2 separate regions of the Homo sapiens genome follow, and region 2 is linked to region 1. Evidence: chromatin loops called from intact Hi-C (ENCODE). Cell type or tissue: heart left ventricle. All regions are shown on one strand. Links, peaks and the distances in the headings refer to the core of each region. The heading gives the core; the rest is flanking DNA. Region 1 has its middle 39 kb from the start of GCM1. Region 2 has its middle 11 kb from the start of GCM1.

The links. A loop is a pair of places that touch in the nucleus more often than their neighbours do. Peaks named below come from ENCODE experiments on the same cell type or tissue, not always from the same donor. Only the 100,000 strongest peaks of a DNase experiment are listed, where the experiment ranks them.
Region 2: it touches region 1 in a loop (10-fold over the local background); 9 of 110 quality-filtered maps call a loop at or near these places.

The regions. Positions count from the first base shown.
Region 1 is chr6:53,102,148-53,117,752 of GRCh38, forward strand. No RefSeq gene overlaps it. Among named protein-coding and RNA genes, the nearest start is that of GCM1, 39 kb to the right of the region's middle. In heart left ventricle, for the core only: no CTCF peak of the experiment used is centred there; no DNase peak of the experiment used is centred there; H3K27ac peaks cover 206 bases.
Region 2 is chr6:53,152,206-53,167,810 of GRCh38, forward strand. It overlaps the pseudogene RNU6-464P. Among named protein-coding and RNA genes, the nearest start is that of GCM1, 11 kb to the left of the region's middle. In heart left ventricle, for the core only: no CTCF peak of the experiment used is centred there; no DNase peak of the experiment used is centred there.

The sequences.
Region 1 (15,605 bases), core at 3,326-11,325:
CAGGAAAGTGGAGGCTTCCCCTCTAGGAAAAGACCCCTTCCCACAAAAAAAAGACCTACGGATACTGACATTTAGGAATCAACAGAATAGGTCCTCTCCCACGCCTCTCAGTCAGCAAGTACCACCTACCCACGTAGTTTCTAGTTAACATCGTAGTGGCTCCTTCTTGGCTATCAATGGACAAGCAAGGAACACCAAGTATTTGAAGACAAAGTCTAAATGAGTGACAGAGAATCAGACTTTTTAAATAAGCAGAGAAAGGGGACATGATGGAAATAAAAAAATGCAGGTAGTAGAAGAAATCTGAAAAACAAAATTCTATTTCTTCAAAGACATGGAAGAAGAAACAAGAACAAAAGGCTATGAGGAAACATTGGAAGTCAGAGCCTTTGAATAATACTTAATGTGATAGTGAAATATGTTTAAATGTCAGATGACACATAGAATGTCAAAGCTGGAAGTTTCCCTAGAAGTCACTTACTGACCAACTATCCCCATGTGGAGGTGAGGAAATGGGGGCTCATGAAGGGTGAAGTTGTTTGCCTCAGGTGGTATAACCAGGACCCTCACAAATTAAAGGCGTGTATTCATGCAGAGGGCCTGGCAGTTGTAAGCACTCAGTAAATTCTAGTCTTAATAATGTTTATTAAGAACTTAGATGTTACTGCATGATCTTACTTATTTGTAAAATCTAAAAAAGTCAAACTGATAGAAGAGAGTAGAGTGGTGGTTACCAGGGGCTGGAGGGAAGGGTGGATGGGGAAAGCAGAGATATTAGTTCAAGGGTATGTAAAGTTTCAGCTAGGAGGAATACATTCTAGTGATCTGTGGCATAACATGGTCACTGTAGTTATTAACAATGCATATGTTTAAATGGCCAAAAGAGCATATTTTAAATGTTCTCACCACAAAGAAAGGATAAGTATATGAGGTGATAGATACGTTAATTAGTCTGATTTGCTCATTTTGCAATGTGTACATGTATCAAAACATCACATTGTACTCCACAAACATGTACCATTATTTGTTAATTTAAAAATGCAGAGAATCAAGAACTTATATGTTCAACCTGGGCAACATAGACCTCATCTCTAGAAAAAATAAAAACAAAATTGGCCAGGCATGGTGGTACGTGCCTGGAGTCCCAGCTATTCAGAAGCCCGAGAAGTGGAGGCTGCAGCGAGCCAAGATCACGCCACTGCACTCTAGCCTGGGTGACAGAGTAAACCCTGTTTTCAAAAGAAAGAAAGAAAGAAATTATATGCAAGTAATAATAAAGTTGTTTAAAAACTTTGAGAGATTATGTGTTAAGTATGGGGCAGAAGGCCTTCTTTTATATGGATTATCTCATTTGTGCTCACAACACACAGGTATTATTGTTCCTATTTTATAAATAAGAAATTTCAGGTTAAGAGAGTTTAAATAAACTTGTCAAGCTCATCCTGGTTACTGAGTAGTGGAGCAAGGCTAACTCCAGAATGCTTTCTCATAGCCAGAGCCAGGAGTAGAGTCCAGTTCTAAAGAAATAACATCAAAACTCCAATATGTTACAATTCCCACTGGAGCTTAGACCAGCGCTGCCCACTAGAAATATAATTTGAACCACATATGTAATTTTTAAGTTTCTAGAGCCATTTTTTTATTAAAAAGGTGAAGTTAATTTTAATAATTTATTTTAATCCAGTACTATCCAAAACAGTATCATTTTGACACGTACTCAATATAAAAATTACTAATGGGATTTTTTTACACTTTAAAAAATTCTAAATCTTTGGAATCTGGAGTGTAATTTACACTTCCAGCACACTTCTACTGGCTTAGCCATGTTCCAAGTGCTCATAGCCACATGTGACCAGTGACTACTGTAATGGACAGCGCAGCCATCAACCAAGGGGTACATCATAAGAAAGAGAGTCAATGGATGGTGTGTGTCAAGTTCAACCTCACAGTTTCTCTCCTTGTGTAATTGGCATAGGGATAGGTAAGCCGAGCAGGGAGCTAATACCCAATTAATTGTTAGGCTCAGTACCTATGTATACTTCTCCTGATTCCACCAGAAGGTGTCCCTTGTCTGTCTCCAAAATATTCCACATTGCCTCTATCCCAGCAGTTATCACATTCCATTTTAATTCTGTTTTTACATGCGAATGCCCTCCATCAAACTGTGGTTGAGGACAGGGTCCATTTCTTTTAAATCTCTGATTCCAAAGCACCTCTCTGTTGTGAACATGAGATAAAAGGATCCCTATAAAGCACTGGACACATTTCATGGGCTCTTGATGCTCTATTGGAAGAAACTAACAAAAGCATCCTTTTGTCACTAGGTGACACTCTTGTCCCAGCCTTTTTGTTTTTGCTCTTATTCTTCATAGTGTTAGGGGGAGCTGATTTTCACATTCACAAGAAAATAGGAACACCCCAGATCTTTCTGACTGACTTTCAAAGCTGCAAGTGACAGGATCTAAGATTTAAGGTGTATATTCAAACAGAAATGCCATTTTTGTGACAGTGCCCTAACTCCTGCCATGCCAACTCTTCAGCAAGTAGCCCAGAAATCTCAGTTTTCTTGGCCATTGTTTTTTTTTTTTTTTTTTTTTTTTAATCTGGCCAGTTTGTCCTGGCTGCATGAGGAAATTGAATATCCTGATTTGGAATGAATAGGAAAGGGATCCTGGGATAGTATCTGAGGTTGGGGTTGTTGAGATCCAGAAGAGGGGCCAACCTGTCCCCATTTGACAAGCAAGTGGCCTGATTTGTGACTCTCTTGAGAGGCCCACAGCCCCTCTTGCTGTGGTCTAATGCTCAGTGCAGAGTTTTTGGGGGATCACTGTTAAATCCACTCAAGGCTTCCATATTTGCACCTTCTTCTTATGAATCCAGTAAATATCTAGCAGCAGAATTGAGATTCAGAAAACTGTGCAAGACTATCCTAAGAATGCTGGCCAATTCTGGACATGGTGTGCATGTGTGTGTATGGTAGATTGAAGAAGGATAGTGTGGAGATTGCATAAGCAGCATAGGCTTCTTTTGCTGAAATGGCTTTTCTGTGCAGACTAACTTTTCCTCAAGTCCTGGAAATACATCCAGCCCAATTTATTGTATTCAGGCCAAAGGAGCAGTAAGTTGAAACCTGCTCTATAAGTAGGGTGATCAAATAGTCAATTTATTGTCAAAATCAGGACACTTTTTAGAGGAAAGAGTAGTGTTTTTTTTGTAATTGCACTGGAACAGCAAGCATAAATCGGGAGGCTCCTGAGCGAACTGGGATGGATGGTCACTATACTCAAGGCATGGCCAGTGCCCTACATTTGGCTTTTTGTCAGATGTAACTCAGAATGAAGGTTATCCATTCTTTTCTGGCTATTTTTCTTCCTCTATAGAAGAGAAGAAAATACCAGCGGTGTTTCCTAGTGTGTGACGAGTAGAGTGACGATTAGACCTCACTAATTTCCATGATTTTACCAGGAAAACCACTTTGCAGAAGGGTCCAATGTATCTGTTGCCCTGCACTGGATTCTGAAGTCCCTCGGAATGCTCACTGACTTCTGCATTTGGCTAACAGAGGCTTTAGTACCAGGAATTCCCAACAGCTTAAAAAAGTGAATCCATATCAGATAACAGTTTCTACTTTTCTCATGATCTGTTCTTTATTCCCATCTGATTTCTTTAATGACTAGCTAATTTCCTCCAGGCCTGGACCTATAATCCCAAATTAATGTGGACAGTTGCAGAGAGATATCTTTCTTTGCCTTATAGTTTGTATGTCTTTGAAGTGTGTAGCTAAAAGCAAAGTCTCCTCTCTTTGCTTGTTCCTTCATCCCCAACAGGGGTGTGTACCTCTGCACTATCTCCTAGAGGAGTGGATGTATTTTGAGCACTGCGATATAAAGAGCCAACTGCATGGTGTGGTGCAAAGACCACAAACTGGGTCAGAAGACATGAGCTCAGTGAACCTAGCACAGATCCTGACCCTAGCAGATACTCAGTAAATGTGAGCTGATTCCCAATCAGATCATTATAGTTAACCATTGCAGTGGAGGGAAGACTTCTGTGGCTTCTACCAACACTGTGTCAGAGGAGTTCTTTGCCTGGGTGCCCCCAATTCAAACCTAGTAGATGCTAGGACCATTCAGAGCAAGTGAGAACTACCAACACTGAGGCCTCTACAGATCTTTCAGCTTTGGATCTTTCAGCTTTGGAGCCTTTAAATCTTAAACATGATTCCTTTAGGTCCCTGGGGACCTGAATAAGAAAGAATCATATTCTACCCAGACATGAACGAGTAAGGCCTTCCTCTAACTCAGAATTTGACAGGAGAAGTAGGGAAGTATCATAAAACAGTGGACAGAATCCGGACTTTGGGGTTAGATAGCCCTGGGTTTTTAGTTGTTTTTGTTTGTTTTTTTTGGAGATGGGGTCTCACCCTGTCGCCCAGGCTGGAATGCAGTGGCGTGGCCTCCTGAGTTGAAGGGATTCTCTTGCCTCAGCTCCTGAGTAGCTGGGACTAGAGGGGCACCATGCCCCGCTAATTTTTTGGTATTTTTAGTAGAGATGCGGTTTCACCATATTGGCCAGGCTGGTCTTGAACTCCTGACCTCAGGTGATCTGCCTGCCTCAGCCTCCCAAAGTGCTGGGATTACAGGCATGAGCCACTATGCCTAGCCAGCCCTGAGTTTGAACACCCACCCTTACCAGCATCTACTTAGTCAAAGTCACTTACCACCTGGAGCCTCATTTGTAAACTGGGGATAATGAAAACTACCTGCAGGGTTGCTATGGCAATAAATACTACAGATGTTAGGTCCCAGCACATAATAGGCTCTCCATATGGAATCTATTATTATCTAAAAGGACAGTAACACTTAGGGTCAGTTGAGAAAATAGCTCTGTACTAAGAAGGGACCAATGACTGGGAGATGCCAGAAAGCAGACTCTAAAATCATAAATCTCAAAACAACAACCCTAAGACTGTACTTGTGAGCCATTTCAACTATGTAGTTTATAGGAGCAATCCCTTTACACTACAGCAAGTTAAGCTTCAACTTAAATCAATGGCTGGGCTTGATCCATTGGTAGTGGTTGTCTGAAGTGCTGGTTAAGAAATATTCTGCTGCTGAGTCAACTCAGTAGGGATGCGTGCCATGGCTGACTGATCAGCGATGCCTGCTCTGGGCACAGGATTGGGAAGCAGAGGCAAGTATGCCAAATAGTTACCCTGTGTTCCTCACCCACCAGCGGATGAGACTGCCCTTAATACAGGAAAGAATTTGCAAGTCTAGAGTAGCACTCAGGCTTTGGGTAGCTTAGGGGAAATAAATGAAAGGTAGTGATGCGCCAAAGACTGATGCAAATAGGAAGGTTTGGGAGATTGTGGGAAATCTTGATAGTATGTAGGCAAATTTCAATGATTTCCTAACCCTACCCAGGAGCAGCCCCACAACAGTAGTCAAAAGGGCCTGAGCAATTGCCTCTAAGAGCCAAGAGAAAATTCTGAATATTGGGAAACCCTAAGTCAGTCCACAGAGCCTGAGTTAAAGTGCAGGAGGAGATGGGAAGCACAACAGAGTATAAGGTAAAATTAAAGCAAATGCCCAACCTTGTCTTTGGAAACATTCGATTAAGAAGCAGTAGCTTGGGCCGGGCGCGATGGCTCACACCTATAATCCCAGCACTTTAGGCCGAGGCTGGTGGATCACCTGAGGTCAAGAGTTAGAAACCAGCCTGGCCAACATGGTGAAATCCCGTCTCTACTAAAAAATAAAAAAATTAGCTGGGTGTGGTGGCGCATACCTGTAATCCCAGCAACTTGGGAGGCTGACGCAGGAGAATCGCTTGAACCTGGGAGGCAGAGGTTGCAGTGAGCCAAGATCATGTCATTGCACTCCAACCTGGGCAACAAGAGCGAAACTCCATCTCAAAAAAACAAACAAACAAACAGAAAAACACTAGCTTGGAAACAGCCAAAATGGTCGAGAGCAAGAAAGCCTTAAATGTCCCACAAAGTAATGCTCCTTCCAAAAATCTAATGGCCTTCCTGTAATTGCTGAATGACGTCTCAATACATCTGTTTTGAGAGCTCTAATCTTGAGCAGAATTGAGTAAGAAAAAGTACAGCCTGTTTCTTTCTTAATGATAGAGTAGAAAAGATGACCTTTATAGAGGTCATGGAGATTATAAATAGCAAATTCCTATTCCTAGCCCTGCGTGCCCCCTGCCCCAACTCAACAAGAAATAGCAGCATTTGAAGCAGACCTTCTGAGTTAGGAAAAATAATCCTGAAGAACTTGAAGAGTCAGGAGAAAAGTAAAGATCAAGAGCCTTAACTTTAAGAAAGAACAAGTTTTGGAACAGGCTCTTCTTCTCCTACCAAGACTGTCATTAAGCAGGTTTCTCTTGACGTGAGAACAGCTGCTCATGTGGCCACTTTGTTGCTTGTACCCTGAGGGCCAGCTGCATGAAGGGGCATGGTACAGCTCTCCCCCTAATCTTTTTAAGTTTTTTTTTTTTTTTGTAAATCTTTTTAATTTTGGTACCATTCCTACTGAAGTCTTTCTGAGACAGCCAATATTCTTTTGTCTTTTCTTCCTACATTTTCCAATGGCACAGCAGACTGGGAAGCACCTGTGAGTTTTTCACATTTTTTGGCAAACATTAATATATCAATTCTGGCAAATGCAGAGAGGCATTAAAAGAAATTTGGAATTGCCCATAAACTTACCATCAGAGATAACCACTGTTTACTTTCACTAGCTTAGTATATATCATTGACTAATGGGTGCCCCGGTCATCCTTCTCCATACGTGCTGTGGGACATTGGTATGTTAGGAAGGGGTTCTTAGTGTCTCCTTGCCACTTTCTCACCAGGAGCAGTACTGGCAGGGTTTAGGATGGGGGAGGCAGAGGAAGGGGACAAAAACGGTGATCACTACAATGCTGAGAAGTGGGGGAATGGAAAGTATTTGTGAGCATGGTGTAAATTTAATGCATTATGCTTATAGATGTGGCAACACTAATGGTTGAATGGGGGAATAATTTGGTGACAGTCTTCTCTGATGCATTCTGGCAGGTGGAGAAGTATTTCACTGTTTGAGAAACATTGTTTTTCACGGTTTAAGAAACATCTTTCAAAGCCTAATTTCTTTACTCCTCAGGTGTCAAGACCTTTGTTTACACCAGATCAATTGTGCAAAGTTCCCTGCAACCTAGAAATGAAGCAATTATTTCAAATCTATTTATGGGACACAGAGGACACACAGTGAGATTTTGCTGATAGTGCCTTTAAATCTGAACCTTGGGTCCCACCCCTCTGCCAGGCCACGTTTGTCTAGGTAGGCAGTGACTGCCCAATTTACCTGGATTGGTAGGGGTGATGGGGGAATACAGAGGAAGAAAGACTCATTAGATGCTGTTCTAAGATTAGCTCTAGTTCCTGATCATTGGAACAGTCTTTGGAATTCTCTGCTCAGTCCTGGGAAGATGTTGTCAAGGGGATAATTGTCAGAATGGTGCAAACACTGCAGGAGAAACAGTAGATACACTCACCAAAAAGATAAGGAGGTGTTTTCTGGAAAGATGGCCCCTTTGCAATTAGTGACTATTCAAAATTAAAACTACCTCCTTTCAGTTACCCAAGTAACTGCCATTCATAAATGCCTGAGTTGTGGTTGCATTTACCCGTGTGCAGAGAAACTGACCACAAGACTTTCAGGACTCAGAGGACTGAATTGAGGGGTGGCTGCCTCTCAATGAGGAGTCAGAGGAGCAGGGTGTCTTCCTCAGGACTCACCAGGAACAATAGGACCCATGTGATGAGATTGGGCCCACCTGGACAATCCGGGCTAGCCTTCCCATCTGAAGGTCCTCAATGTAATCACATCTATAAAGTCTCTTCTGCCACGTAAGGTTTTGTCACAGGTTCTAGTGGTTAGGATGTGGACATCTTTGAGGGACCATCATTCTGCCTACCATAGCCATGACTTCCTGGGTATAGCAACACTGCTCAAACTCTATGCCTCCACTTCTAGGGATCTGGACACAGGTCATGAGCTCAGAGTTTTTAGAAGATGGTGTCACTAGGGTAGGTATTAATATTAACCTCAGCACAATACCAGCAGTTTGGCACCCATGATTATCCCAGCAAGCTTCAGACATCTAGTCTTCCTTCAGGCATCTGTAGACATTTGCATTTTGGCACTTCCATCAGCTCCCAAACCCTTTCCTCTGGCTGGCTCAGAAATACCTAGCGCCATGCTTGACCCTCTGGTAGGGAGGTCTAAAGAAAGGTCCACCCCCATTTTATCCCTTCCCCTCACTTTCCACCACAGATAACAACCCAGATGGATGCAGCTGGTGTGTCTTCCTGTTGACAAACACCATGGGGAGTGAGTTGTGCCAATTCTCTTGCCACATCCACGTTATGTCTCCCCTGACTCCTCTGTAACTCCCTCCCTCCAATTCTCTCCTCATGACAAAAAACCTGGGACTGCAGACTGGCTTATGAAAAATGTGGATAACAATGTGCAAACAGATGGGTGTGGTGGTTTATGCCTGTAATCCCAGCACTCTGGGAGGCCAAGGTGGGCAGATCACTGGAGCCTAGGAGTTTGAAACCAGCCTGGGCAACATAGCGAAACACTGTCTGTACAAAAAATACAAAAATTAGCTGGCCACAGTGATGCCCACCTATAGTCCCAGCTACTCAGGAGGCCAAGGTGAGAAGATTGCTTCAGCCCAGGAGGTTGAAGTGGCAGTGAGTGGTGATCACACCATTACACTCCAGCCCGAGTGACAGAGCAAGACTCTGTCTCAAAAATAAAATAAATAATGTGCAAACACTCACACAGCATTTTCTATGTGCTAAGTGCATTATTCACATTAACTCATTGAATCATTGCAGCATCCCTGTAAAGTGGGTGTTATCACCTTTTCTTAAAAGTGAGGAAACTAAGGCACAGAGATATTTAGTAACTTACCCAATGAGTGGTTATGATGGGATTCACATCTAGGTAGGCTGGCTCCAGAGCCTACACTCTGTCCCCAATGCTAGCGTGCCTCTAGACAAATATAGATCCAATGATAATATTCAGACCATCACTGGGAGGTGAAGTGCTTTCTCCTACCTTCCTAGATGTATTTGCAGTTTTAAAAAGCACAGAGAGTGATGCTATGTGTCACACGAGTACACCCTGCCCAAGGGAGATGGATTCAGACTGGGAGCCCATGGGTAAAGGTTTGTTCTGGTTCTGCCATTTTGCTGGCTGAATGATTGTAGACAAATAATAGATCATCTCTGAGTCTCAATTTCTTTATCTGCAGAACGAGGATGACAGTCACAATACCAAGCTCACAAGGTTCTGGTGGGGAATGACATTCCTGATCTCATTGGATAAAAGTGTTAAAGTATTATTCACTACCTAGAGCTAAGGTCATTTGTTTTCTTTTTGTTGAGACAGAGTCTCACTCTGTCACCTAGTCTGGAGTGCAGTGGTGTGATCACATCTCACTGCAGCCTTGACCTAGCTAAGGTAGTATTCTTATTAGAGCATGGGATTCAAGCTTGTTGAGCATGAATCTGAGACAGAGAGCTTGTTGGCCCTCCAAGCACAGCACTGGGCAGCCTCTGTTCCTTCTGCATATAAGGCCACCTCTTTATTTTCATTCACTGCCACTGACTGGGTCAGGACCTCACCACCTCTAGCTTGAACCTATAAAACAGTTTCCTATCAGATATTCTTCCTGTACTCTCGCCCCTTCCCAATCAAAACGCTGGCATCAGGTTAGTCTGAGGCACAACCTTCCTCTGTTATCCACAAGTTGTGACCTTCTAAACTTTCTACAGCCTGCTGTCTCTGGCAAGGGTGATGAACTCAAACACCTGTGAAGGTCCAGAGGACACCACAAGTGAGTGAGGTGGACCAGGTGTGCAGGCAGTGGCAAGCCAGACCCTGTGTCTCTTGCCTGAAAGGGAAGCGGCTACTCAGCTTCCGTTCGAAGATTCTCTATAAGGCCTGACCTTCCTATTTTTAAAGAGAAGCTGGAAATCCATGTTGTTTGTGAAATGTTGTATGCTTAACCAAACTCAAGTTTAAAAGGAAAAAAATAAAAACACGATACAGGTCAAACAAAAGCCATCTGCAGGATGAGTGGAATCGGCCAATTTTTGACCCTTGGTATGCAGGTTAAAGCCCAAATAATAAACTTTGCATTCTAGGTCTGTACAGGTTTGACACTAACCTACCTTTCCAGCTCGCCTCCTGCTCCTCCTCCAGGTCTGCTCCTAGCCAAGAATAGTTCTGGTTCCCAGGACACCCAAAGCCCCTCCCTACCCCTGCCCCTTTGCTCTGCTGGCATCTGGAATGCTCTTTCTCTCACCTTCCCCACCCTCCAGCTCCTCCTGGAAGTTCTACTATTCCTCCTGGAGGCTTTCCACAGTTTAACTCCAGCCAATGAATGATTAAATAATTACACACAATCTACTCCCCCTGGGCCTCCAGGGCACTCTCAAAGAGCTCTGTTTCACCTGTGTTTACTTTCTACCACATCCTGGCCAGTGCCACACCTCAGAAGGCTTCAGAGAAAAATTGTGACTAACTGACTTGTGTCACTTCTCTCCTACTAAATCATAAGCAAGTTGTCTGCAGAGCCCCCCACTGCCAGCTCCTTGCCCCAGCTCCTCCCACCACCACCATGACCCAGGACAGCGCCTTATAGGTCCCAGATGACTGTCAAGGCTTCTTGAAAGCTTTGGCTCTAAGGGATTAAACTGGAAGACTGCAGCTGATTAACTCACTAGGTTTAAATTAAGTTCTTGGGCTTGCTGCAAGCAGAGCAAAACTCTCCCGTCTCTCTGCAGCCCCTTCTCAGGCCTCTGCTCTCTTTGTGGGCATGGCCAGTGTCTCTTAGCTGCATCCTGGGTCACTCAAGGTCTCAGGGTAGGAGAGCTGGATGTACAAATCACACCCTCATCCTCCTGGGGGAGTGGATCCAGGTGCTGGTGGAGGGATGCCAGCATCACCTGGAAGCAGAAAGTTATGCCCTGAGGGAGCTGTCCCTTGTTTGACTAATCCAAATTAATACCACTATTATTGTCTTACAGTGTTAGGGCCATGAGAGGCCATATAGCCATTTAGACTGAAGGAGGAAACCGAGACCCAGAGAAGCATGATTTGCCCAAAGACAGGGTAAGGGTGAACTCTAGATAGGATCCAGGACATCTAACTCCAACTCTGGAGACTTTTTTCCACTAAGCCAAAGATTTGCTGCTATCATTTGAAGTGTTCTGATAAAAACACAAGTGAGATATCTCAAGACTACATTTTTCAGACACTCCATCTCACAGCTGTGCAAAAATGGGCTGCCGATTTGTTTTTGTCCTTTCTGCTTCTGTGAATGTGGCATTTGGAGTGTGACATTTGCTGCTCCAGCCACTTCTGATCTCAGTGTAATTTCCTTAGCTTAGGAAGATGCGTGGTATGTGTCTGTGTGCTTGTCCCTACATTTCAAACTCCCTGGAGAACATGTGTCGCAGAAGTAGACAAAATGAGAAAATAATCACTGGTAGTTTGCTGCAATGTCTCTTGGTCTGTTCTCTTTCTCAACCTTCCTAAGTTTGTAGTTGGGACAGACTTCTGCAACAAAGGACAGATTAACAAGAGAACAGTCCAGCTTATCAACACGTACAGGACACATCGCGTGGGAGAAACCTCAGTGAAGAGTTAACTCAAGGCAGTGTTTACGAGTCTGCCATATATAGTATGTCTAATAAAGAACAATAAATTTCAGAGAAGTGACAAGACAAAGGAAAGTAGTCCTGGACTTCCAAAAATGGGAAGCTATGGGAAGGTAAATATATGGGCAAACACTAATGGAGTAAAGTCTGCTCACAGGTCCCTCTGGCACCATCTCTGAGCTGATCAAGGGTTGTCTCCAGTAATGAAGAATGTACATCTTATCTTTAGGTAAGAAAAGAGACAGGGAGGATAAAAAACCTTTTGTCTCTGTAAATCTCTGTCCTGCTTTTAGGCAAGCAAAGGGAAGACACAGAGCTCCCCTGCATCTTAATTATCTTCAGCTCAACAATCCTCTTATTTTGAGGAGGCATATTCTGGTCTCCCACAGTTGCCATATTTCCCTGGGAACATTCAAACGAGGAATAGCTGCCATGAAAGTCAAGAAAAGACATTTTGGGAGCCTCTCCAAACCTATTCTGGGTCAGAGGCTGCCTGGTTTAAGAAAAAAGGGAGAGAGAAAAAAGGAAAAGATAGTTTACACTTACACTACTTTTTCAAAATAAGAGATTATTCTGTTTATTCTCATGCCCATGATGGGAATCTCTGCTGAAGAGTAAGTCAATGGAGGAAGGCATCTATTGAAGCGCTAAGACAAGATCATTACCTTCATTTTACAGATAAGGAAACTGAGGCTCAGGGCAACTCAAACTAAGCACCTACTATGTGCAGGTTGTGTTTTAAGGACTCTATATTTATTTACCCAGTTAAGATTTACAGTAACACTATGAGGCTAGTGCTAGTATCATCACTCCCATTGTACAAGTGATAAACTGTGGTTCAGAAAGAACTAATATTCCCAGGAGCATTTAGTTCATAGCTTGACAAAGCCAGGATTTGGACCCAGGTGGTTGTACTCAAAGCTGATGTTCAAAATCATTCATCTGTTAATTTTTAGTCAAATGAATGGGCCAGGCACTGTGCTAGGTTCTGCAGATACAAAAGTGAGTGAAATAGACACAGTTCCTGCCTTCAAAGTGCCTCCAGCCTAGCAGGAAAGAGACTGTCAATAAATTATATAAAACTGAAAGGGATCAGAGTGTATTGCCTTAGTAAAAGGATTGTTTTGAGCTGAAGGCAACTGGGAAAGAGCAGACTGCAGAAAGGCTCTCTACTTTTCCCTATTTGCTTAAAAGCAGGGCATATATTTTTCTTTGTGAAGGTGTTCCCCTTCCCTCTCTCATACCAGGAAAGGCAGAATAACTCTTAGTCACCAGAGATAACTCTAGACTCTTTTCATCCCAAAGATGACCCCAAAAGGAATCTATAACACAAACCCTACTAAAATAACACTTACCTTCCATTAGCTTCCCCATATATTTACCTTCTCACAACTTCCTGCCTCTAGAAGCTCAACTGCCTTTTCATTTGTCTTGTTAGTTCTCCAGAAATTCATCGCCCTTTGTTAAAATGGTATATACACCTCCAACTCTGACTATGTCTTTGGGATTTTCATTTCATTTCTCTGAGGTACCTTACATGCCCATGAAATAAACTTTTTTCTCCTGTAATTATGGCTTTTGTCAATTTAATTTCCAGGGCCACAGCTGCAGAATTGAAAAGCATAGAGAAAAAAGTTTTTTCCCTCCCCTACAAAATCTCCTGGCACTTAATCCTATGCCCTTTCTAGTTCATGATGTTGATATCACACTCCTGAGTCAGCAGTGAATGACATTTCCGAGATTGTTTGTTCCATCCTCAATCCTCATGTGCTCCTTTTACCCAAACCTGACCTTCTCACCACTCTGTCTGCCTTCCTAAATGGGCTTTATTTTGTGAGGTGAGGCTTGAGATCTCAGTCTTCATGGCCAGCATTTTGTAGGTTTCTTGGCAGCATCTTTCAGAGTCAGTAGCCCAAAGCAAGCTGTGGCCCACATCTCATCAACATTGTGATGATGTGGCCCAGCCAAGGGAAACCAGAAGCCAGAGAGAGAGAGACAGGTTCAAATTGTGTTTTGTTTACAATTTCTTAGTGACACAAACAATGCCAAGCTTTGATGGTTTCTAAGAAATGGCAAGCATTTCTATGAAAGCTATCATTTAAAGTCAGCCGTTGACCTCTGCTCATGCAAAGCATGTTTCCACATCTAGGCCCAGATTTCTTTACCTCAGCCCAGAGTGCCATGTCTCTATCCTAAGCCCTGGCGCCTTCTGCTACTACAGAAGCAATAAAATCCAGCCAGAGATACCACAACTCTAGTAGATTAAACAGGCAGAGGGAGACAGAGTGACAACTGATATGCAAATGTATGTGTTTATTGGAACCTTGGGGATACCACGGAATGTAAAGAATTCTTATTTCCAAGTATTACAGAGGGGGCTTTGCTGGGCCCTAATGGTGGGACCTAGGTAAGTGTCACTGGATGTTGTGAGCACATACCTGGCCACAGTGTCTGAGTCCCTAAGCACTGTGTGACAGGTGTAACCCAGGTGTGCCTCAGGCTTACCTGCTTGAATGTCAGTTACAGTTAGTCACTTGGTAGTTACCCTGAAGTCTACTCCACCTGCTATGTAGCAGTCCATCTTTTTTCGGCTTCTTGAGCCAGGGAGCCCTGCAGTTGGTCAGGAGCTCTACAAGAGTGAAATCAAATCCTTCCATGGCTAGGATAAAGGTGTGTACAAATATGAATGAGGGACTTGAGAAGGGTGGGGGAGGATTGCAGGAAGTGAGGCTATAAGGAGGAAGAGTGGGGATCCTAGGGGGAAAACTCCATGACTGCTAAGGAGTATGGTGGAAAGGCCAGACTCAGCACCGAGACCCAGATCCTCAAAGAAACTCTGAGGGCAGCACACCCCAGACACCACTCTTGCCACAGACTTGGGTCTTCCGGCCCAAGCATCTCTGCAGTGGGACTCCCCTGGGAACAGTTGTGTGTGAAAAGGAGAGGGTCTGCCCCTATTCTAGGAGAGATTGCTGAGTACTGGTGACTAGGAGCAGGTGGTGAGGTAGCCAAGTGCTGATGCTTTACACCCTAATGGTGTCAGAGCAATTGTTGGAGGTATGCACTTCTCCTTTACGCATGAGCAATTCCTCCCCCTTCCAAAGGTTTTGGACATCATTGAGCTTTGAGGGAACGTCAGCTTTGAACACAACTACCTGGGTCCAAATCCTGGCTTTGTCAAACTGTGAACTAAATGCTCCTGGGAATATTAGTTCTTTCTGAGCCACAGTTTATCACTTGTACAATGGGAGTGATGATACTAGCACTAGCCTCATAGTGTTACTGTAAATCTTAACTGGGTTAATGAATATACAGTCCTTAAAACAGAACCTGGCATGTAGTAGATGCTTAGTAAATGTGAACCACTAGCTAGAAAATAAGCAGGGCCAGTGTGATGGAGTGCCCATAAAGCACCCCCCGGTCCTAGCATATCTCAGCATCCTGCTAAGGTAGACTTTCCATCCAAGTCCCTCCAGGCCCAAATTGTTGTCCCACAAGGGCCCCTACTAGGATACAGTCATTAAATCTTTCAAGGGTAACTCGTTCTGACCTTTAGCAGAAAACTGAACAGAGAGGATAGTTTTCACAGAAGTGGAGGGTAGTTCTCACACAACCCTGTGGGGAAGGTTCCGGGGTCCTAAGGAAAGGACACACCTAGATTGGCTCCAAGAGAACACAGATGGGGACTGTGCTTGTGAAAAGAATTTTTTTATTTTTTATTTTTTGAGACGGAGTCTTGCTCTGTCACTCAGGGTGGAGTGCAGTGGCGTGATCTTGGCTCACTGAAACCTCTGCCTCCTGGGCTCAAGAGATTCTACTACCTCAGCCTCCCCAGTAGCTGGGATTGCAGCCGCATGCCACCATGCCTGGCTATTTT
Region 2 (15,605 bases), core at 2,709-10,708, 49 kb after region 1:
TCGAACTCCTGGGATCCAGTGATCCACTGCCTCAGCCTCCCAAAGTGCTGAGATTATAGGCGTGAGCCACCTTACCTGGCCAAATTCTCCTAATTGGATCTCTGTCATTGTTATTAATAACAATAATCATAGTAGCTTCCCTTGACTGCACATTTACAATGAATCAGGCGCCATGCTTAATCACCTGTCTGTATTATCACTCTTGATCCATACAGCATCCCTATCAGATAGATACTATTTTTATTATGCCTCCTTTGTGGAGAAGGAGATCAAGGCTCAGACAAATAGCTTTACACAGAAATGTAAGTAGCAGAGCTGGGGTAGAACTCAGAGACATGCCTGTTGACCACGGTACTGCATGAAGAGCCCTATGTGTTCAGCATCTGGAGTCTTTGTCTCCACTCCTATAAAATCTGAGTTCTACATCACTCTTTCCACCCTGTGCCTCCTCCCCTAGAGACAGGAATCCTGCCTTAAGCCAGGTGGCTAGAGGCCCTATTACTTGGTAACTGACCTCAACCACTAATGATTGGATTTCTCAGTATCTCTACTTTTGCATTCCCTGACACTCTGAGGCCTGCCTATTGAGATCATTCTGGTTTTTTTTTCATCAATAGTGGTGCTTTAGGCATTTTAAGCAGGATAATTATTTGGGTCAGACTGTCCCATGCACAGAATTCCCAGACGCAAGATGCCAGCAACATCCCAGTCACAATATCAACCATAACCCACACCTTCATATTTCTACATGTTCGGGAACCAGGGAGGGAGCAGTATTGTGCTGCCTTTGGTTTGGGGTGACCATGCCAGACTCTCAGGGCTGACAAGTTTGCCTAGACTATTGCCTGCGGTTTCCAATTCACAGCCTAAAAGATACCTTGTTCTACCTAATGGATGAACTTCTACACTTACAGTTCTATCCTTCTGGTATCTACCCTATCTAGTTTCAGCCATTTGCCCAGTTCTTCTACTGTGGACTTTTTTTTTTTTTTTCAAGACAGAGTCTTGCTCTGTCACTCAGGCTGGAGTGCAGTGGCGCAATCTCGGCTCACTGCAACCTCCGTCTCCCGGGTTCAAGCGATTCTTGTGCCTCAGCCTCCTGAGTAGCTGGGGCTACAGGCGCATGCCACCACGCCCAGCTAATTTTTGTATATTTAGTAGAGATGGGGATTCGTCATGTTGTCCAGGCTGGTCTCGAACTCCTGACCTCAGGTGATCCACCCACCTCAGCCTCCCAAAGTGCTGGGATTACAAGCGTGAGCCACTGTGCCCAGCCATTCTATTGTGGACTTTTATTTATCATTTATTATGTATCCGGCATTTTTCCAAACATTTAGTTCTCACAACCACTTCATGAAATTAATATAAATTTTTAGTTGTTGTACATATTTGCTGGGTACATATGATATTTTGGCTACATGCATAGAATGTGTAATGATCAAGTCAGAGAATTTGGGGTGTCCCTCACCTTGAGTATTTACTGTTTCACATGTTGGGAGTATTTCAAGTCCTCTCTTCTAGCTATTTTGCAACATACAATACATTGTTATTAACTATAGTCATCGTACTCTGCTACTGAATATATTAAGAAATATATGGAATGCTTCACTGACTTGCATGCCATCCTTGTACAGAAGCCATGCTAACCTTCTCCATATCATTCCAATTTTAGCGTATGTGCTAAAGGGAGTACTGGTATTATTAAGCTATATAAGTATGAAATTAGTATAAGGAAACCGAGGCACAGAGAGGTAAAGTAGCTTGATGTTTACAAGGTGGTGTAACCAAACTTTTGGCATCAGCAAATTGACATAGGTCAAAGGAAAAATATGAACTGGAGAAGAATGATGTTAAAAGTCATTTCCTTCGTGGGAGAGTATGTCTATCTAACATTCTGATCCCTTCTGGTGTCAACATTCCCCTGCCTCCTTACCTCACCATTTTTTAGGAAATTGCCTTTCCCCCAAGGCTGTCCATTAGAACGTTCTGTCCCTTCTGACATAGAGCCTGACCTACTCAGTCTTTCCCTGGAATTTTCCAAATTAGAGGTGGAGGAATTGCTCTTTCATCTCAGATGCCAAATTGTAAGCCTGACCTCAGTCTTGCTGATGGTCATCTCTGCTGCACATGGCAGAATCTGAGAGAATGGAGACAAGAGATGAGCGATGGAAAAAGGAAGGAAGGAGGGAGCACTGAACATAGCCAAGCCCGAGGCCAGCTCCAATCCTCTCTGTTCCAGTTATGTGACCCAACAAATATCTTTTATGCTTTCATTCCTTGGAATTGGGTATCTCCAACTTACCCCTATGAGAGATCTACTAACACACTTCCCACCCTCCTAATCTAGGTAAGCCTACATCTCACGCAGATTTCAAAGTAAAACACTCTCCTTTTCATTGATACTTCAATGAAAGGAAGTGGGCATCAAAAGTGACTTCTCTGACACTGCTTAAAATTGGAAAATTTTCTGTCGTGTCTCACTGGAATCAATGTGCAGGACACAGGGAATAGTCATTGTAGGCCTCAGTTTACACCTACCCAGCACGCGCAGTTGCTAAAGCAGGTAATCAAATCACTTTTCTGTGTTGTGTAAAACTGAACTTTGAATTTTTCCTTTAGGGTTTCTCAATTTGGAAGCCATTCATGGCTCTCATGCGGAGTTTCTACAAGTTCTGTATTTACTTCAGTGCTCAAGACCAAACTGCATCATCTTAAATTGGATGCTGAGCTGTATCTGTTCTGAGAAACAAGAAGTGTTCTCTTTCTAAATCTCTGGGCAGACAAGACAAGCCTGGATGACTGTTAAAATCCCTAGATGATTGTGGGAATGTTCCTGGATGTCATGGTCCTCTTTGGAAAATATTGTGAAACTTTAAAATACGTAATTATAAGACTTGAAAACTGTTTTACCAATAGAAACTATGACTAACATATGTATATGCAACATCAGAATCATGAACCATGAACCCAAGAGTCAACCCCAAAAAAGGAAAACATAAAAAACAAGCTCCCAAATTCACAGTGGTAGATTATTTCCAATTTCCTGTAAATACTTGGCTGTCCTTTTGTTTTGTGCTAAAAGGCAAAAAATGGGGTGTCCTATAAGTTAATAAAAATGCAGCTAAAAGCAGAATTGATTCCATTTCTTAAATAATTTTACAAACTGGGAAATCAACAACAACTTTTTAAAACTTAAAAACCATGACCAAACAAAGCTGGAATGTGATCCTACCATTTCCATGAGGCAGTAAGCTACCCCACCCTGGCTATTTTTCATACAAATATTATTTATGCTAAAATATAATGGGTTGAGCTGGGCGCAGTGGCTCACGCCTATAATCCCAGCACTTTGGGAGGCCAAGGTGGGTGGATCACCTGAGGTTGGCAGTTCGAGACCAGCCTGACCAACATGGAGAAACCCCATCTCTACTAAAAATACAAAATTAGCTGAGCATGGTGGCACGTGCCTGTAATATCAGCTACACGGGAAGCTGAGGCAGGAGAATCGCTTAAGCCCAGGGGGCGGGGTTTGCAGTGAGCCGAGATCGCGCCATTGCACTCCAGCCTGTGCAATAAGAGCGAAACTCCATCTCAAAAAACAAAACAAAACAAAACAAAAACAATATATATACATACATACATATATATATATAATGGGTTGTTACTCTTACTTGAGGTAAATTAATATTTCAAATTATTTTTTTCTAATTTCTAACATGCTAAACATAGAGATAGCCATATAAGTAAAAGCCGTTTGAGGTCCACATGAATTTTTAATAGTAAAAACTGGTCCTGAGACCAAAAAAGGAAAAGTTTGAGAACTGGTGCCATAAAGTACTAAGTACTAAATTTTTTTTTTTTGAGACAGAATCTCACTCTGTTGCCGAGGCTGGAGTGCAGTGGTGCGACCTTGGCTCACTGCAACCTCCACCTCCTGGGTTCAAACAATTCTTCTGCCTCAGTCTCCCAAGTAGCTGGGATTACAGGCAACTGCCACCACGTCCAGCTAATTTTTTTTAATTTTTAGTAGAGATGAGGTTTCACCATGTTGGCCAGGCTGGTTTCAAACTCCTGACCTCAAGTGATCAGGTCACCCTTGTCGGCCACTCAAAGTGCCAGGATTACAGGCGTGAGCCACTGCACCCAGCTCTAAGTACTAAAATATTAAGCCCTGATCATCAAAGCAGAGGGCTGTTTCTGATGATATTCAGTGCTCTGAGTGCAAACTGCCCCATCTCCTGCCTTCCATGGGCTCCTATCTCCGGACTAGAAAGACACAAGAATCAAAGGGAGGAAGACAAGGAAATAGAGATGTTGTCGGTGAAACTGCACACTATCAATACCTATATGACAAAACATCTATCAATGGGAGGGAGGCCCTGCCCACAGCAAGGCTTTGAGACACCCAAGACTGATTCCAATAGACCCCACCATTCCCATAGTCCAAGCTCCTACCTATCATCAGTGGAGGTGCCCAGCACAGCCCATAGGAGATGGCATCACCAAGGGCAACCGAGGTATCTCCTTTGGCAGGCCATTGAGACCTTAGCAACCAACATCACCAAAGAGGGCTACAACAGTAGAAGAAAAGGGTGGATGCTATGTGGTAACTGAGAAGGCTCATTGCCGAGCACATAGGAGATATCCACTGAAGACAAAATTTAAAATACCTGGAACAGAGATGAGGTCCTGAAGGTAGATCCTAGAGCCAGCAAAATACAGTCTAAAACTCCTAATGTCACCCCAATTTAAACTCTGAAGCCTGGTTAAATTACAGGTTAGGTGTTTACAATTAAAGAATACTAAGAAAAATGCTTTAAAAATGGCATATTGGCCGGGCATGGTGGCTCATGCCTACAATCTCAGCACTTTGGGAGGCCAACGTGGGCAGATCACTTGAGGTCAGGAGTTCGAGACCAGCCTGGCCAACACAGCAAAACCCTGTCTCTACTAAAAATACAAAATTAGCTGGGTGTGGTGACATGCACCTGTAATCCCAGCTACTTGGGAGGCCTAGGCAAGAGAATTGCTTGAACCCAGGAGGCAGAGGTTGCAGTGAACCGAGATCATACCACTGCACTCCAGCCTGGGCGACAGAGTAAGACTCCATCTAAAAAAAACAAAAACAAAAGTATCTTGTTATTTGCATGATGGGATTACAGATAAAAATGTTTATTTCCTTTTTTATATTTCTCTGTAATTTTCTAAATTTTCTATAAGAAGCATGCACCCTTTTTAATAATGTGATACTTTTTAAAAAATCAATGGTACAAAGTAAAAATATGTACTATTTATATGGTACCTTATAGAAGTAGTGCTTAATTTTTTTGGTCTCAAGATCAGTTTACACTCTTAAAAGGCTTTGAGAGCCTCAAAGAACTTTGCCTATGTGGTTATATCTGACAATATGTACCATATCAAAAATTAGAATTAAAAAAAGTTTTAGGCCGGGTGCAGTGGCTCACGCCTGTAATCCCAGCACTCTGGGAGGCAGAGATGGGTGGATCACCTAAGGAAAGGAGTTCAAGACCAGCCTGACTGACATGGTGAAACCCTGTCTCTACTAAAAATACAAAAATTAGCCAGGCGTGGGTGGTGTACGCCTGAAATTCCAGCTACTTCGGAGGCTGAGGCAGAGAATTGCTTGAACCCTGGGAGGTAGAGTTTGCAGTGAGCTGAGATCGCGCCACTGCACTCCAGCCTGGGTGACAGAGCAAGACTCTGTCTCAAAAAAAAAAAAAAAAAAAGAAAAGAAAAGAAAAAAGAAAAGAAAAAATTTTAACAGATTTTAGATTATTAATTAATTAAAACAATAGTAACAACACATTACATTTTAACATAGATAACATTTTTCTGGAAAATATTTTATCTCCAAAAGAATTAATGCGAAGAGTAACAATGTTTAACATATTTGCGAAATCTCTTGAATGTCTGACCTATTAGAAGACAGTTGGATATCTTCCATCTCCTTCTGCATTCGATCTGTTACAAATATCACATGTCCCATAGCTTCTGGAAACTCTGTTGCATACTTGTGAAGAAAGGCAAATAGGCCAGGTGTGGTGGCTCACACCTATAATCCCAGCACTTCAGGAGGCTGAGGCAGGAGGATCACTTGAGTCCAGCAGTTGAGACCGGACTGGGCAACATAGCAAGACCCCGTCTCTATAAAAACTACAAAAAGTTAGCTGGGTGTGGTGGCACGTGCCTGTGGTACCAGCTACTTGGGAGGCTGAGGTGGGAGGATCACATGAGCCTAGGAGGTTGGGGCTGCAAGGAGCCATGATCATGCTATTGCACACTGGTTTAGGCAACAGAGTGAGACTCTGTCTCAAAAAATAATAATAATAAAATAAAAAGAAAGGAAAATAACATCTTAATATTATCATAAAAGTAGTTTTGATCTTGGGGCCAGGTGCAGTGGCTTACACCGGTAATCCCAGCACTTGAAGGCCCAGGCAGGATTGCTTGAGCCCAGGAGTTCAAGACCAGCCTAGGCAACATGACAAGACCCTGTCTTTGCAAAATATACAAAAGTTAGCCGAGTCTGGTGGTGCACACCTGTAGTCCTAGCTACTTAGGAGGCTGAGATGGGAGAATCACCTGAGCCTGGGGAAGTCAAGGCTGCAGTGAGTTGTGATCACACCACTGTACTCCAGCTGGGGTGACAGAAAGAGACCAAAAAGAAAAAAAAATAGCCAGGCATGGTGGCTCATGCCTGTAATCCCAGCACTTTAGGAGGCCAAGACGGGTGGATCACTTGACGTCAGGAGTTCAAGACCAGCCTGGCCAACATGGTGAAACCCCGACTCTACTAAAAATACAAAAAATTAGCCAGGCATGGTGGTGCATGCCTGTAACCTCAGCTACTCGGGAGGCTGAGGCAGGAGAATCCCTTGAACCCGGGAGGTGGAGGTTGCCGTGAGCCGAGATTGCGCCACTGCACTCCAGCCTGGGCGACAGAGCGAGATTCCATCTTAAAAAAAAAAAAAAAAAAAAAAAGTTTTGATCTCGGAAACCTCCTGCAAGGGTCTGGGGAGCCCCAAGACTCCCTGGACCACAACACTGCTTTATGCTTTACAAAATACAAATACATTCACAAATTTCATTCAACGCTCCCAAAAATATTTTAGTTGGGCATGTTTTGAAACAGATGAAGAACCTGAGATTTAGAAAGATTAACCAGTTCATCCAGATCACATGCTCAGATTTCTGTGTTTATACTCTGAATCTAGGACTGGATTCCAGATAGCTACGACATCTCCCCTGTAAAAGCTTTTTGATCACTCACCTTTACCTAGATAAGCAACTGCCTGGGACACTCAAAGAATTTTTACACAATGATTAGAATAGCTAATATCTTAACTCTAGAATGTGGTAGAAAAATAGAGATCCAAAGAAGTTACATAAAACAGAGCATGACAACAGAAAAAAAGCACAAGTCTTGGGAGGCAGTAGCCCTGAAGTCTGGATGCCAGTCCCTCACTTGCTGTGTGACTTGAGACAGGTGGCTTTACCTCTCTGGGCACTAGGATTGCCTAATCTGAAAAATGAGCTGATGATCTCTTACCAGCCTGAAGGCATGGGCTGGATCGGATGATTGCCCAAGATCCCTCCTAGTGGAAAGGCTGTCATTTACGAAAAAATCCCAGTCATTTAGAAGGCTAGGAATATAATTCAACTGAGATGGACTCTCCTCTTGAAAGTGTAGTCCCTATGATTTTGCCATTTTCTCTAATGTAATATTTGGAATTTAGGATTTATTGAAAGAAATTTTAGTCACCTTTTCTTTAACTCCTTCAAATTTTGTCCAGAAAACTCAGGCTTGAGAATAATTTCAGCCTTGAAATCACTTGAAAAACTGGTATGTAGGAATCCAGTGCAATTCAACACATCCCACAAGTGTACTGAGTGTTTACTGTTGTGTAGCAGATGTCATGCACACTTCATTTTCTTTCCTTCTCTTTCTTTTCTTCTTTCTTTCTTTTTTTTTTTTTTTTTTTTCTGGAGTCTCGCTCTGTTGCCCAGACAAATACACTGGCGTGATCTTGGCTCACTGCAACCTCCGTCTCCTGGGTTCAAGCAATTCTCCTGCCTCAGCCTCACGAGTAGCTGGGATTACAGGCGCATGACACCACACCCAGATAATTTTTGTATTTTTAGTAGAGACGGGGTTTCGCCATGTTGGCCAGGCTGGTCTCAAACTCCTGACCTCAGATGATGCACCCACCTCGGCCTCCCAAAGTGTTAGGATTACAGTCATGAGCCACTGCGTCCAGCCACTTGATTTTATTTCTAAGCTTTTTCTTCATTTTTTTATTATGGTAAAATATACACAACATAAAATTTACTCTTTTAAACGTTTTTAAGTGGCAGTTCAGTGGCGGTAATTACACTCACATTGATGTACAACCATCATCACCATCCATCTTCAGAACTTTTTTATCAGCCCAAACTGAAACTCTGTACGCATTAATAATAACTCTCAATCTCTCACTGCCCCCTTGTCCCCAGCCCCTGGGAACCACTATTCTACTTTCTGTCTCTATGAATTTGCCTATTCTAGGTATCTCGTATAAGTGGATTATATAATATGTGATCTTTTGCATCTGGCTTATTTCACTGAGCAGAATGTATTTAAAGCTCACCCATGTTGTAGCATGTATCAGTACTTCATTCTTTTTTTTTAAGTGGCAAAATAAAAATCACATAATACTATGTTAAACATTTTTAAGTTCGGTAACAATGAGCACATTCACACTGCTGTGCAACTATCAACACCGTCTATCTCCAGAACTCTTTTCATCTGTAAAACTGAAATTCTGTCCACTAAATATTAACTCCCCTTTCCTCCCAGCCCCTGACAACCATCATTCTACTTTATGTCTGTAGGTACCTCATATAATCGGAATCATATAGTATTTGTGTTTTTGTGACTGGCTTATTTCACTTAACATAATGCCCTTGAGGTCCATCCATGCTTGTAGCATGTATCGGAATTTTCTTCCTTATTAAGGTTGAATAACATCCCGTTGTAGGTATATACCACACTTAGTTTATCCAGTCACCCATGGATGAACACTTGGGTTGTTTGTACTGCATTTAATTTTTTAAGCCTTCATTTGCAGATTAGAGCAACTCCTGAAAACTGTTGGAAGTACAATCTAGTACTAATATAATGTGCTGTACACAGGTAAAGAAAAAAACAAAATAGAGTTAATGGCAGTAGGCATGAATCAGAGAAGTATGCACTGAGTTATTTCAAGTTTGAAAAGGAAATTCCAGCGTTAAAAAAAAAATGAAGCCAGATTTTTGTCTGTTGTTTTTCTCTCTAAAGGGATGTTACTAAATTGTAAGTTTCATAAGGTCAGAGACTGTACAACTTTTAACTGCGCATTCCATATTACACCTTGCAAAGTTCCTGGAAAACACCATTAACTTATCTATAAATACACCAGCATAGCATACAATTAAGAAATATCTTCATCTAAATTACCACATTTGATTTTACGACAACCTGACAAAATGGGCAGGGCAAGTATTTGTGCAATCTTATGGACAAAGAAGCTGAGGATCTCAGCCATTAGCTCATTTCCAGGCAATGTGAGAGCAGGGACACCAACAGAAGTTTGTAATGCCATTCCCAGCTCTGTCCCTCTGTTTTCCCATCTCTCAGCAGTGGTGAATGAGCATGTGAAGTCACTTCCTAAGTATAATTTCATTTTAAGACACAGAAATATAAGCTAGACAACATCTTAAGGTCCTTCTGATCATGAAATTTTTTTGTGTGTGTGACAGAGTCTCACTCTGTCACCCAGGCTGGAGTGTAGTGGTGTGATCTCAGCTCACTGCAACCACTGCCTCCCGGGTTCAAGCGATTCTCCTGCCTCAGCCTCCTGAGTAGCTGGGATTACAGGCATGTGCCACCACGCCCAGCTAATTTTTGTATTTTCAGTAGAGATGGTGTTTCATCATTGTTGGCCAGGCTGGTCTTGAACTCCCGACCTCAAGTGATCCATCCACCTTGGCCTCCCAAAGTGCTGGAATTACAGAGGTGAGCCTCTGCACGCAGTGATCATACAATTTTATGTGACAGTTTCCCTGAGAGCAAATACTTATTTTCGAATATGAAGGTATGTTTATGTGAGATCAGGCCTACTAACATATATTTAGAAAATAATAAAGTGACCTCAACTTCTGTGAAAGACCCTGCAAAATGAGAGAAAACCAACAAAAAGGGACAAGGAAAGGAGGGGGTTATATAGGTTTGATAGGAAGAACATTGATCGCTCTTTGATTCTTGTGCTTAGTTTAGAAAAGGTAAGTATTAAATTGATTATAGGTATGATGATTGGTTCAAGCAGGATTACCTAGAACAAAATTACGAGTGCTCTTTGAGTGCTCCAGCCTTCTTGGGTTTCCTCTCTGCAGATCCTTGGAAGGCACCTTTCTCAGCTTTACTCAGGGGCTCTATACTTTCAAGCTGCCCAGTATGCCCAGCCCTCTGATGCACCATCTGAGCCCTCTTCACAGATAAAGCCCCACCCTCTGTTTCCTCATGAAAACTTGCCTACTTAGAACTTCCGGTTAAAAATGACAGATTGTTCACACACATTCATTTCCCCTCCTTCCCAAAACCCTGCTAGAGTAACTGTAAAACAGTGTAAAATAGTGTTAGGCATCACACTGATCAGGCAAAAGTTAGAGGTACTCCCCCTAAGAACTGGAACAAGATAAGGATGCCCACTGTCACCATTCCTATTCAACATAGTACTTGAAGTCCTAGACAGAGCAGTCAGGCAAGAGAAAAAAATAAAAGGAATCCACATTGGAAAAGAGGAAGTCAAACTATTTCTCTCCACTGGTTATATAATTTGATACCCAGAAAGCCCTAAAGACTCCGCCAAAAGACTCCTAGACATGAAAAACAACTTTAGTAAAGCCTCAGAATACAAAATTAACATACAAAAATCAGCAGCATTTCTATACACCAATAACATTCAAGCTGAGAACCAAATCAAGAAAGCAATCCCATTTACAATAGCCACAATAAAATAAAATAAAATAAAATAAAATAAAATAAAATAAAATAAAATAAAATAAAATAAAATAAACACTTCAGGATACATCTAACCAAGGAGGTGAAAGATCTCTACAAGGAGAACTAGAAAACATTGCTGAAAGAAATCAGAGACAACACAAATGAATGGAAAAACCATTCCATGTTCATGGATTGGAAGAATCAATACTGTTAAAATGTCCATATCCCCAAAGCAATCTACAGATTCAATGTTATTCCAATCACATTACCAACATAAGTTTTTTTGAGACAGAGACTGGCTCTGTTGCCCAGACCAGAGTGCAGTAGCGTGATCATAACTCACTGCAGCCTCGACCTCCCTTGCTCAAGCAATCTCTCCTCAGCCTCCTGAGTAGCTAGGACTAAGGTGCATGCCACCGCACCCAACTAATTTAACAATTTTTTTTTTTTTTTTTGAGATGGAGTCTTGGTTTTTTGCCCAGGCTGGAGTGCAATGGCACGATCTCGGCTCACTGTAACCTCTGCCTCCTGGGTTCAAGCAATTCTCCTGTCTCAGCCTCCCGAGTAGCTGGAATTACAGGCATCTGCCACTACGCCTGGCTAATTTTGGTATTTTTAGTAGAAACGGGGTTTCACCATGTTGGCCAGGCTGGTCTCGAACTCCTGACCTTGTGATCCGCCCACCTCGGCCTCCCAAAGTGCTGGGATTACAGGCGTGAGCCATCGCACCTGGCCAACAGTTTTTTTGTTGTTTTTTTTTTTTTTTTTTGTAGAGACAAAGTCTCTACAAAATGTTGCCCAGCTGGTCTTGTACGCTTAGGGTCAAGAGGTTCTTTCACCCCAGCCACTCAAAGTGCTGGGATTACAGGTGTTTGCCACCAGGCTCAACCACGGTTTTTCACAGAATTAGAAAAAAATAATAAAACTCATATGGAACTAAAAAAAGAACATGAATAGTCAAAGCCATCCAAAGCAAAAAGAGCAAAGCTGGAGGCATCACATTACTTGACTTCAAACTATACTACAAGGCTATAGTAACCAAAACTGCATGGCACAAAAATAGACACACAAACCAATGGAACAGAATAGAGAACACAGAAAAAAAGCCACACACCCACAACCAATTGATCTTTGATGAAGTCAACAAAAATAATCACTAAGGGAAAGGATACCCTATTCAATAAATGGTGCTGGGAAAACTGGCTAACCATATGAAGAAGAATGAAACTGGACTTTTACCTATCACCATGTACACAAATTAACTCAAGATGGATTAAAGACTTAAATGCAAGACCTCAAACTATAAAAATCCTAGAATAAAACCTAGGAAATACTCTTCTGGAGATTGGCCTAGACAAAGAATTTATGACTAAGCTCTCAAAAGCAAATGCAATAAAAACAAAAATTGATAATTAGGACCTAATTAAACTTCTGCACAGAAAAAAAAAATTAACAGAGCAAACAGATAACCTACAGAATGGGAGAAAATATTTGCAAACTCTTCATCTAATGACAAATATCCTGAATCTAGGAACTTCAACAAACCAATAAGAGAAAACCAAAATAACCCCATTAAAGAGTGGGCAAAGAACATAAACAGACGCTTCTCAAAAGAAGACATACAGGCCGGGCATGGTGGCTCATGCCTGTAACCTCAGCACTTTGGGAGGCTGAAGTGGTGGATCACTTGAGGTTAGGAGTTCAAGACCAGTCCAGCCAACATGGTGAAACCCTGTCCGTACTAAAAATACAAAAATTAGCCAGGCGTGGTGGCACATGCCTGTAATCCCAGCTACTTGGGAAGCTGAGGCAGGAGAATTGCTTGAACCTGGGAGGTGGAGGTTGCAGTGAGCCGATATCACTCCAGCCTGGGCGACAGAGCAAGACTCCATCTGAAAAAAAAAAAAAAAAAAAAAAAAAAAAGACATACAAGTGGCCAACAAACATGAAAAAATGCTTGACATCTTTCACTAATCGAGAGTTACAAATCAAAACCACAATGAGGCCTGGCACGGTGGCTCACGCCTGCAGTCCCAGCACTTTCGGAGGCTGAGGCGGGTCGATCACTTGAGGCCAGGAGTTCGAGACCAGCCTGGTCAACATAGTGAAATCCAATCTCTACAAAGCAAAAGTCAGCAAAGAAAACCCACAATGAGATACCATCTCACACCAGTCAGAATGGCTATTATTAAAATATCAGAAAATAACAGATGTTGGCAAGGTTGCAGAGAAAAGGGAATGTTTATATACTGCTGAGAGGAATGTAAATTAGTTTAGCCCTTGTAGAAAGCAGTTTGGAGACTTCTTAAAGAACTAAAAATAGAATTACCATTTGACTCAGCAGCCTCATTACTGGGTACATAACCAAAGGAAAATAAATTGTTCTACCAAAAAGGAACCTGCGCTCATATGTTTATGGCAGCACTATTCACAGTAGCAAAGACATGGCATCAACCCAAGTGCCCATCAATGGTGGGTTGTATTTTTTAAAAAGTGGTACATATACACCATAGAATAATACACAGCCATAAAAAACAATGAAATTATATTCTTTGCAGCCACATGGATGCAGCTGGAGGCCATTATTATAAATGAATTAATGCAGAAACAGAAACCAAATACTGCATATTCTCACTTATAAGTGGAAGCTAAACACTGAGTACACATGGATACCAAGATGACAGCAATAGGCTGGTGCAGTGGCTCACGACGCCTATAATCCCAGCACTTTGGGAGGCCAAGGCAGGTGGATCACCTGAGATTAGGAGTTCAAGACCAGCCTGACCAATATGGTGAAATCCCACCTCTACTAAAAAAACAAAAATTAGCCAGAAATCACTTGAACCTGGGAGGCAGAGGTTGTAGTGAGCCGAGATCGCACCACTGCACTCCAGCCTGGGTGACAGAGTGAGACTCCATCTCAAAAAAAAAAAAAAAAAATGACAGCAATAGATACTGAGGACTCCAAAAGAGGGGAGGGTGGGAGGAGAGAAAGGGCTGAAAAACTACCTATCAGGTACTATGTTCACCACCTGGGTGATGGGATCAACAGAGGCCCAAACTGCAGCATCATGCAATGTAACTGCACATGTAACAAACCTGCACATGTGCGCCTTGAATCTAATTTCTAAAAAAATAGTATTAAGCACCCCCCCGAAAAGAGGCTAGAGGATCACAGTGGAAGAAAGATTTCAATGAATTTTTGAAAGACAAAGTAGACACCAGAGGAACCAACTTAACAAGGGAGAATGTTACAACGTAAACAGAGGTAGAAATGGAAGAGAAGAAAGCCAGTTGGCTCACAGACTTAGTGCCTGGATTTCCCAAGTACCACGAAGGAAAGACTTACATGACACTAAAGCACTGGCTGAATGTTGAAGGGCTGAGCAGTTGGGTCATTCTCCTGTATCCACTCATAAGACAATAGCCCTCCCCGACCCGTAAGAGATCTGAGGATTGTTCTCTTGGGAAGCTGAATAACCAAAGCTTTGGATTTGGAAAAGTTCTGAATTTAGGGACATAAAGAACAGGGAAGGCCAGGCATGGTGGCTCATGCGTGTAATCCCAGCACTTTGGGAGGCCAAGGCAGGCAGATCATGAGTAAGGAGTTCGAGACCAGCCTGGCCAACTTAGTGAAACCCTGTCTTTACTAAAAATTTATAAAAATTAACTGGGCATGGTGGCGGGTGCCTGTAATCCCAGCTACTCGGGAGGCTGAGGCAGGAGAATCGCTTGAACCCGGGAGGCGGAGATTGCAGTGAGCCGAGATCGCGCCACTGCACTCCAGCCCAGGCAACAGAGTGAGACGCCATCCCCACCCCACCCCCATAAAAGAGAAGGTTGGGAAGAGCACCAGACTGAATTCAGCACGATGAAAGTCTCCTAATAAACTGTGGGGACCACAGTTCTTTTCCCCATCCTGTCCTCAGAAGATCAGGGGTAAAGCCTGCCCTGGACACCACTGCTGGCTGTAGGAAATGAATGATCCTTCTTTTCTGCAAAAATGGAATGGCCTTAGAAATAAGAAGTACAAATAGCTTAGGGCTCCCCCATGAAAAGGGTGGCTCACTGATTGATTCCCTAATAGGGAACCCACTAACTCATCAGTAAGTCCCACATAGAACTTCAAATCTGCTTATTAAAAAATGACCTCACTGTCTTAAATAGGAACAAACAGTCCAGGAAGACTACACATTTGGGAAAAGTCTCCAACATAAAAGAGATTTAAAATCAACCAACTAACTAAGCCTTGGAGGAAAGAGAAATATTGCAAGAAGATGCAGCAATGATGCCATTAAGGTCCTTGAGAATGGAGCAACTGAGATACAACAGGGGAAAAAAAAAACACAAAACATCAGAAACCAAGAAAGGGTTCTGGGAAACTGAAACTGTAAATATAACAGTGTAAATAAAAAATTCATAGTAAGTAGGGAAATTAAATCAGGGAATTCCACCAACCGGAAGATTAAATAAAAAGTCAAAGGGGGCTGGGCACGGTGGCTCACGCCTGTAATCCCAGCACTTTGGGAGGCCAAGGCAGGCAGATCATGAGCTCAGGAGCTCG